Linked DNA regions of Homo sapiens: regions 2 and 3 are each linked to region 1. Evidence: chromatin contacts called from ENCODE Hi-C or POLR2A ChIA-PET data. All regions are on one chromosome and are shown on one strand. Each heading gives the region's core, a stretch centred on a gene start or an enhancer-like site at or near the end of the contact. The rest is flanking DNA. Distances are from core to core; before and after follow the strand shown. Region 1 has its middle 41 kb from the start of NGRN. Region 2 overlaps CRTC3 (CREB regulated transcription coactivator 3). Region 3 overlaps BLM (BLM RecQ like helicase).

Region 1 (3,006 bases), core at 443-2,942:
GGTTCAGACACCCACTTTTGTCAACAAGCTGAGAGCTGGTATCTCGGATACGGGTCATGTCATCCAGTGGAGGTGTGGACAACCAGAATGCCTCCTGATTAACCTATGATGACAATAACTGTGACACAGCCTGGACCACTGGAGCCAACCTGACCAGCCCATGTGAACTCATAACCCAGTTAGAATTTTGCCTGGTGAATGTTGATGTAGAAAGGGGGATGGGAGGTGACTATAAAGGTTTAATGTTATCTAGTAAGAATGGCTTGAAGTGAGGCTTACCAATCTTTACCTTTTACCTACATAGTTTCTTGATGAGAAGGAGACCAGACCCAGGGAACTTTCTGGAGATGAGTGTGGTAGGCTGTGCCCCCCAAGCTCCAGCGCTCAGAGCTAGAGACTTCAACTTGGGGTTGAGCCAAAGTACTGGCCTTTGATACCTCACCTAGACTGAAGAGAGGGCAGGGCCAACGTGACTTGCCTGCCTGGATGCACTGTGAGAAGCTGGAGCAGAAGGAAAGCAAAAGGAAGCCAGCTGAGGAGCTGGGGTGCAAGGGCCCTGAGACTGGGCAGGCCAATCAAAGAAGGCAAAAAAGTGTGCCATGCACAAGCAGTGCCCCAACTCCATAATCAACCCCTTCTGACATGTGAGGCCACATGGGTGATATGCTGTCTTGAGTCAGATTAGCTACTCTTATCCTGGGGAGAGAAGAATGAAAGGAGGGAAAGCGAGAGAGTACGTGTCCATCCAAGTGTTCCCTAAAATGGTCTGCAAGTCAGATGGGGAGAAGTTCCCTCATCTATGAGCCTGAGATGGGAATATGGGAAAAAGAATAACAGCGTCTACAAAAACGGCAGGCACTGCTCTTGGCCAGGATACTGGATATCTTTGACGAAGATGCATTTTTTTCTTCTGAGCTGTTCTTAGATGGACCCTGTCAGCCTGCTCTGGAACCCCAAAAAGGCAGGAGTAGAATTTGTTCATGCCCTTAGCACAGTGCTTAGCAGACTCTCAATATATATACAGAATACATGCATTTACTTCTCTCTCCTTTTTCTTCTTTCATGGAATCAAACTCTACCTTAAATTGACTATTATTCCTTTAGCTGTGTTATTATCCTCAATCAGATTGTTCAACATGTTCAACAAGTCAGAATGTTCAACATGATGACTTTGCACATCTCTGCTCCATACAATATGTATTGATCTTGTTGTTTAGCTCTTGGAGGACCATCTCATTTTCCCTCTTATACCAAGTTCTTTAGAAGTGCATTTCCCTGTAGCTGTCAAGAGCTTACTCTCTCATTCCCATTCCACAGTCATTTATGAGCGGAGCCAACGTTAAGATCCAAGGTCACGGGAAGAAAATGTTATTGGATAGACTGAACAACCCCTGTTAGACGTTAGCGTTTCACAGAACTCATCAGAGAAACCCAAGTTTTCACCAAACACTGCATTGATTTCCGCCTCCCACAGCAATTGGTTATTTTGCCCAAGAGAGGAAACTGTTTCCATTTCACACATGGTAAAGGACACCTCCTGATAATTTCCCTTTGGGGCCAGGAATTTAATCTTACTACTGGGTTAATGCTTTTACTTGGGTGGCTTTTTAACCTCAATAAGTGAGCTGTACTTCCTCCCACCATCACTTTCATAATTGCTGTGAAAAGAGGCCCTCGTGTGGGTTGCTGCAGAGACAGCCTGGGGAAAGCCGGTGAAGTTAAATGCGCTGCTTGAAAGCAGAGACACCCACTTCTAGCCCCTCCAGCCCGAGCAAGCCGTTAGATTTGGACCCTAGCAGGGACAAGGTCAATTTCTCTTTGCTTTTTTTCTTCCATTTCCTGTTCTTCCACTTCTTCTATTGCCTTCTCACAGCTATTCCAGGCTCTCTCCTTCTTTTTCTCTTCTCTTTTCGTGTTTTCAAACAACAGGATAACTTTCAAAGCCTTTCCTTTCTTTTTTCACTCTACCCACAACCCCTTGGCTGTTCAAATGCCTAAGTTCACCCTTCAGCTAAAGAGACAGTGCAACTTTTATAGTCAAGAATGTAGGCCAAGAAGCCAGACTTCCTGGGGCTGAATCCAATTTGCCAGGGAGACTTATGGAATCTCTCAGGTCCTCGGTTTCTGCATCTGTCAAGTGGGAATGATACTAATAGTTCTTATCCCAGAAGATTATTATGTGAGTCAAATCAGTTCATATGTGTAAAGTGCTTAGAAAGGTTACGTAACAGACTTAAGAGCATTTGCTGAGAAACAACCACCACAACAACACATCACAAGTGGGTAAGGATGAACAGAAAGTGCAAACGGCCTTAGAACAGAGATCATATTCCACCCTTTGTCCCTCTGATTGAGGAGAGGGGATTGCCTGCATCTGTATTTCTTCCCCTAGCATATCCATATATTCTAGAACTCTGGATATGTTCTTTGTGTAAGGTGAACTTAGTTCAGAAATATTTTCTCAGCTTTTACTCTCTTTTTACAGAGTAAGACTTGATCTCTTTTGTGAAGAGCTATTTCTGGCTAGCTTCAAACTACCATTTCAATTAGTGGCCATTGTTTATGCCCATGATGTATAAGCTGAACTGCCCCTGCATTCTTTATTATTTTTTTTGAGATGGAGTCTTGCTCTGTCGCCCAGGCTGAAGTGCAGTGGCACGATCTCGGCTCACTGCAGCCTCCGCCTCCTGGGTTCAAGAGATTCTCCTGCCTCAGCCTACCGAGTAGTTGGGATTATAGGCACCCGACACCAGGCCCAGCTAATTTTTTTTGTATTTTTAGTAGAGACGGGGCTTTGCGACGTTGGCCAGGCTGGTCTCAAACTCACGACCTCATGATCCACCAGCCTTGGCCTCCCAAAGTGCTGGGATTATAGGCGTGAGCCATCGCTCCTGGCCTGCCCCTGCATTCTATAATCCAGTCCCAAGGAAGGGGAGAAAAATGCCAGGAGAGCGTGGGGAAGAAAAAAGCAATCATCGCCCACCCACCAGAAAATCTCCCTGCTCT
Region 2 (3,098 bases), core at 1-2,500, 300 kb before region 1:
TTGTCCTAAAGGAGGCCTCTGGTGTTTCAGCCTCCCCACTCTGGGCCCTCCTGTCCCTGGGTGACACTCTTTTTGCCCCTCTTCAGATCTGGGATGCTTGTACCTGCCACTGTACCCCCGCCCAATCCATGCAATTAACAGGCTTACATCTTTCAAGGTTCTTTGCATTGTAAACCTTCTCCTTAACTCTGCAGGTCAAAGCTTATTGGCAGGTGAAAGGTCACCAGGTCCAAGGCATGCCAAGCCCCCTCCACGCTAAGGAGCTGAGTACTGTGGTCCCCAAAGATGGCAATATTCAGCATCTACAGCCCTGGATGCAGAGAAGACACCTATTACGCACTCTGCTCCCCTTAGCTCTAGACTGTTCCCTGAAAGGAAGAGACCACCCCAGTCCCTCCTCCACATGCCCGATGTCAGGAGGGGTGTTAGGAGACAGTCCTAGGCTATGGGACAGGGCACGTGTCCCACAGAGTCCTGTGCTTCCCTATCTGCATGTAAGTGTGAAATGGTCATTAAGGTGCACATGCTGCCAGGGAAATGGCCAACATTCCCTCTTTATAGATTCTGAATAATTAAACAAAAAGAGAGAAATTATAAAAATCCTGTTTGGTTCCATAAAAATTTATTTCTGTCATTTATACCAACTGCTTATCATTTATGCCTAATTGTCATGGAACTCAATAGCTATTATGAAAATTACTCAACATGTATCAGGCTTTGTCTTCTTGTGACACAAATCTCCACTCATGAATGTATCATAGTTTATTGCTCATGTAGTTAAGCCGTGAGCAGATGCTCTCCTCATGGGCTCACAGCAACAGCAACAACAATAACAAAAAAGTGTGGCTGCATCATTCTGCCTAGGAGAGATTCCCAGGGAAAGAAGAGTTATTATTGCTTCGAACATAGAACCCAGTTCTGGGCTTCAATTATATTTTCCCATCACTGTTTAAATCTTTCTTTGGTTGGTCCTATAAGAAATACCTTTTTGCAAAGCCAGTTGATAGTTTTAAAATCCAAAAGGAAAGAAAATGAAAAACTTTAATGAAACACAGGAGGAAAATACATGAAACTATTTAAAATAGCTCCCACCAACAAATATAATTCTCCAGAAATAATTTCCATCCTTGGAGACTTGAATAATATTTTAAACACTGGCTTTCCCATGTAAACACATCCATATTAGGATGTGTTTCTGAGTTCTGCTATACTTGCAAGGCAACTGCAGGAGCAGGCACACAGTTCAGACATCTGAGTTGGAGGCCAGCCCACCCTCCATGGTTGTCAGATATTGTAGCCCAACAATTTCTAACTGCTGATTTGAAAAGGAGAGACCACCACGATTCTCAAGTCAACGCAGGAACCCTGATCCAGGATTTCTTTCTTTCTTCCTGTTTTTCTCATTGCTCTGTCTACCTGGACCAATGTTTACATTCCTTTGCTTTTCTTATTCCATCCTCACTTACCCCTTCTGACATTTCTCACCTCTTCTCTCAGAGGCTACATCGCTAAGAATGAATACTTCAGCTCAGGTAATTTCTTTCTTCAGTTACTTTCTTTTTCTTAGCATGCAAGCCTCAAAAAATCCTCACTTGAATTACCTGTGATTGCCTTGTTTCTCTAGGCCTTTGGCCCTTTCTAGAGAAGTGTAAACTTTGCAGAGGGTAATGTAAATGAAGGATCGGCAGAGGCAGAAATGCAGGAGCTCCAGGGTAAAAATCTGTCTGTCTAGCTGGCTCCCGGTCCATGGAGATTAGGATCCTGCTGTGCTCACAGGCACCCCCACTGATTACAGCCTCTGCTTTTTTTAGGCTTTGTTTACATATTCCCATCTCTACCTATCCTGAAACTAAACTCATCCCTCTTCCCACACACCCCACTCCTCTAAGCAGTGAGCAGTGCACCCATATCCAATTCCAACATCAATTTCAACATCACTGCCAACTTTCATATTCCCATGTATGGAAGCATGGGTAGATGTCCCTAACCAATTCTGAAAGCTCCCATAGTTTACAAGCAAACAATCATTTAAGCAAATGTAGTCTTCTCTGAATTGCACCAATAGAACAAATATAGCAACAATTATTATTCAGTACTATCCCTGCTATATACAAAGAAATACGATCATAAGTGTTCTCCTGGAAGGAACAGAGGCCATTTAGGCTTTAAATTGTCCAAAAAGCAAAGAAAACCAGAAAAGCTGGTTTCTTGGCTAAAGATTTATTTATTCCTGTTTCAAGAACAAATACACAGCCCTGAAAGTTTCTGGGCAAGAGTCAATCTGCATATGGAATGGATAATTCAAGACCATTGTTCTTTCTAGATTATAAACCCCAGAAAGGTAGGCTTGAAATGTGTCTGAATGACCAGCCTCACTTCATGTACAGGTCAGGTGCCAGCACCGAGAGGGTGTTTTGGCAAATGCCGTGCACATGTGAGCCAGTGTGTGATTCTTCACACTTCTCCATCAGTACGGGCTCCTCTGTGCCGGGCACTGTGCTAGGGGCTGGAGAGAACAAGACCATTAAGATGCTGCCTTCAAGAAATCTACACTGAGCAGAGAAAGAGATGCATGTTCACATAAAAAAGCAGCCAAGCATTGCAGGTGCTAAGAGAGCAGTCTGGGATGTTAGAAGGACACGATAACTCTGAGCTGAGAGGAAGGAAGGTCAAGGATGGCTCCACAGACATGAGGACACACACAAGCTGAGGCTTACGGATGGAGAGGGTGCTGGCCAGGAGTGAGAGAGAGAGGAAGAGACAGGAACAGGAAGAAACACCAGTAGAACCCAAAGTGGTTCGCATGGCTACCTTGGGTGTGAGGCGGGGGAGCAGAGAGAAAAGGGAGAGAGGCAGACAGGAGCCAGGCCTTGGGGCTCATGTCATTCCAAAGAAGATCTGGGCTCTTTCTCCTGAAGGTGAGGGGTGGCACTGAGGATTTTAAGTGGGAGAGCAAGATGATCAGGTTTGGGTTCGCTCTGGAAGCAGAGCTGTGAGATGGCATGAGTGGGCCTCTTCCCCACTCCGGGTTACTCCTGGCCTCTCTCCATCCCCTTACTCACAGTGGCCAGGGGGCAACTGAGCAGGTGATGCACAGT
Region 3 (3,126 bases), core at 615-3,114, 480 kb before region 1:
TGAAGACAGTCTTCTATTATTTTTGTTATATATTTGTTATGTATTTATTTATAACACACTTATCTGTTTCAATTATCCTGCTTTCTTGCTTGGGTACACTTACTATTCTTAGGCTGAATCCTTACCTCCTTTTGTCAACAAAGATAATTTCCACCCCACCCCATTTTAATCTCTTTTTTCCCTTGCATTCTCAAGCTACTCACTACATCACTGATTCTATTGTCTCCACTGAGACTGAGTCATTCCATTTGTGTCTTAATATATAATTCTGCTCTTAGTTTTGTTTTTCTTACTTGGATAAGCTGAATTTTTCTTTCTTTTTTTTTTTTTGACATAGAGTCTTGTTCTGTTTCCCAGGCTGGAGTACAGTGGCACGATCTCGGCTCACTGCAACCTTCGGCTCCCAGGTTCAAGTGATTCCCCTGCCTCAGCCTCCTGAGTAGCTGGGACTACAGATGCCCATCACCACGTCCGGCTAATTTTTGTATTTTTAGTAGAGACAGGGTTTCACCATATTGGCCAGGCTGGTCTCAAACTCCTTGATCTCAGGTGATCCGTCCACATCGGCCTCTCAAAGTGGTGGGATTACAGGGGTGAGCCACTGCACCTGGCCATAAACTGGATTTTTATTTCTCCCTTCATCTCACCCTGTGATCTTATGGAAGTTGTTACTAGTTCACGTATATTAAGTCTTCTTATATCTTTCTCGGGATACTAAACTGATATCCTCTAAAATTTTCTGTTTTCCCAGAGAAAACAATTTTGAGAGATATTTTTCCTCTGAATCTTCAAAGTAAATACTTTTTCCTGAGCTGAAACTTTTCATTGGCTCCAAGTAATTATTAGTTGTTTTGCTGAAATTCATCCTTTCATTTAGAGGGATCTATCCAAGGCTGGCATTTACCACAATAAGAGATGCCTAAAGTAGGCTGGGTGCGGTGGCTCACGCCTGTAATCCCAGCATTTTGGGAGGCCGAGGCGGGCGGATCACGAGGTCAGGAGATCGAGACCCTCCTGGCTAACGTGGTGAAACCCTCGTCTCTACTAAACATACAAAAAAAAATTAGCCGGGCGTGGTGGCGGGTGCCTATAGTCCCAGCTACTCGGGAGGCTGAGGCAGGAGAATGGCGTGAACCCGAGAGGCGGAGCTTGCAGTGAGCTGAGATCGCGCCACTGCACTCCAGCCTGGGCGACAGAGTGAGACTCCCGTCTCAAAAAAAAAAAAAAAAAAAAAAAAAAAAAAGAGATGCCTAAAGTATTTTCAGCTTTCCTCCCCACCCACCTGGGTGACGGCAAATTTCTCATCTCGGAAACAGATGCCCAATATTGTTAGTTACTAGGGAAATGCAAATCAAAACCACAAAGAGGGCCAGGCGTGGTGGCTCACACCTGTCATCCCAGCACTTTGGGGGGCTGAGGTGGGCGGATCATGAGGTCAGGAGTTCACGACCAGCCTGGCCAATATGGTGAAACCCTGTCTCTACTAAAAATACAAAAATAAGCTGGGTGTGGTGGCATGTGCCTATAGTCCCGGCTACTTGGGAGGCTGAGGCAGGAGAATTGCTTGAACCAGGAGGCGGAAGTTCCAGTGAGCCAAGATTGCGCCACTGCACTCCAGCCTGGGTGACGTGAATTCCTTGCTTGAATTATTCACGTGTGTGGTCTTCCATGTAAATAAAAAAAAACCCACAAAGAGATACCATTTCCCACACACAAGGATGAATACATTAAAAAAGCTGGACAATAAAAAATATTGGTGAAGACGTGGAGACACTGGCACCTCATACATTGCTGGTGAGAATGCAGAACTGCAGAGCCACTTTGAAAAGCAGTTTCACAGTTCCTCTAAAAGTTAAACAAAGAGTTGCCATTTGACCCAGCAAGTCCACTCCCAGGTGTCTACCCAAGAGAACTGAAAACATATGTCCGTGGAAAAACTTGTACGTGAATGCTCACAAAGCCATTATTCATAGTAGCCAAGAAGTAGAAACACATCGGGGATGGTGGCTCACACCTATAATCGCAGGAATTTGGTAGGTTGAGGCAGGATTATCACTTGAGCCCAGGAGTTCAAGACCAGGCTGGGCAACACAGGGAGACCTCGTCTATACAAAAAATAAAAAAATTAGCCAGGCATAGTGGTGCGCCTGTCGTCCTAGCTACTTGGGAAGTGGGAGGATTGTTTGAGGTACGGTCTGCAGTGAGCAGAGATCATGCCATTGCACTCTAGCCTGAATGAAAGAGTAAGACCCTGTCTCAAAAAAAAAAAAAAAAAAAAAAAGAAAGAAACGAAACAAGCCAAATGTCTAACCAGCTGATGAGTAGATAAACAAACTGTGTTATATCCATATAACAGAATATTATCTGACCATAAAAAGGTATGAAGTACTCATATATCCTAAAATATGGATAAATCTTGAAAAAATTATGCTAAATAAAAGCAAACAGGCCAGGCGAGGTGGCTCATGCCTATAATCCCAGCACTTTGGGAGGCTGAGGCAGGTGGATCACTTGAGGCCAGGAGTTCGAGACCAGTTTGAGTCTCCACTAAAAATATTAAATACAAAAATCAGCTGGCCATGGTGGCGCACATCTGTAATCCCATCTACTCAGGAGGCTGAGGCAGGAGAATCACTTGAACCTGGGAGGCGGAGGTTGCAGTAAGCGAAGATCTCTCTACTGCACTGTAGTCTGGGCGACAGAGTGAGACTCTGTCTCCGGAAAAAAAAAAAAAAAAGAAAAGTCACAAAGACCACATACTGTATGATTCTATTTACATGCAATGTACAGAGTAATAAACTCTAGAAACAGGTTAGCAGTAGTTAGTAGATTTGTGGTTTCCAGGCATTAGGGGGTGGGGGAAGTGACTGGGTATGAGGTTTCTTTTTATGGTGATCAAAAATTCTGGAATTAGATAGAGATGATTATTGTACAACTTTGCAAATAAACTAAAAAGTACTAACTTGTTTGCTTTGAAAGGATAAATTTTATGATATGTGAATTATATCTCAAGCAGATTTTTTTTATGAAAGAAAAAGCAACTTTAGAAGTCTCAAAGAAAATCTGTTTTTTAAATTTCAGTCTTATTTTGATGTTTACTACCTTCAAGGTAAAAACAGTTTGCAT

What was found. Hi-C counts contacts between places; a loop is a spot of excess contacts on that map. ChIA-PET counts read pairs that join two places held with the same protein, here RNA polymerase II (POLR2A). Pooled maps may share reads with other maps.
Region 2: a loop to region 1 is called in a map of HepG2, with 2.5 times the contacts of the local background. The contact joins two enhancer-like sites. A Hi-C loop is called at or near these places in 8 of 168 maps with a recorded cell type or tissue (HCT116, HepG2, Right ventricle myocardium superior and 4 more), 1 of 37 single-sample maps with no recorded cell type and 10 of 50 pooled maps. POLR2A ChIA-PET finds 5 or more read pairs at or near these places in 2 of 52 experiments (H1 and activated T-cell).
Region 3: a loop to region 1 is called in a pooled map, with 2.1 times the contacts of the local background. The contact joins two enhancer-like sites. A Hi-C loop is called at or near these places in 2 of 50 pooled maps. POLR2A ChIA-PET finds 5 or more read pairs at or near these places in 2 of 52 experiments (H1 and activated CD8-positive, alpha-beta memory T cell).

Annotation. Positions count from the first base shown.
Region 1 is chr15:90,305,362-90,308,367 of GRCh38, reverse strand. No RefSeq gene overlaps it. Among named protein-coding and RNA genes, the nearest start is that of NGRN, 41 kb to the right of the region's middle. RefSeq lists an enhancer at 1,774-1,823. Within about 2 kb of position 1,692, at least 5 of the 41 ENCODE cell types and tissues checked have a DNase peak (open chromatin) inside an H3K27ac peak, as active enhancers do.
Region 2 is chr15:90,608,108-90,611,205 of GRCh38, reverse strand. All of the region lies in intron 6 of CRTC3 (CREB regulated transcription coactivator 3), which reads right to left. Among named protein-coding and RNA genes, the nearest start is that of LINC01585, 51 kb to the left of the region's middle. Within about 2 kb of position 1,250, at least 3 of the 41 ENCODE cell types and tissues checked have a DNase peak (open chromatin) inside an H3K27ac peak, as active enhancers do.
Region 3 is chr15:90,785,154-90,788,279 of GRCh38, reverse strand. All of the region lies in intron 14 of BLM (BLM RecQ like helicase), which reads right to left. Among named protein-coding and RNA genes, the nearest start is that of BLM, 69 kb to the right of the region's middle. Within about 2 kb of position 1,864, at least 5 of the 41 ENCODE cell types and tissues checked have a DNase peak (open chromatin) inside an H3K27ac peak, as active enhancers do.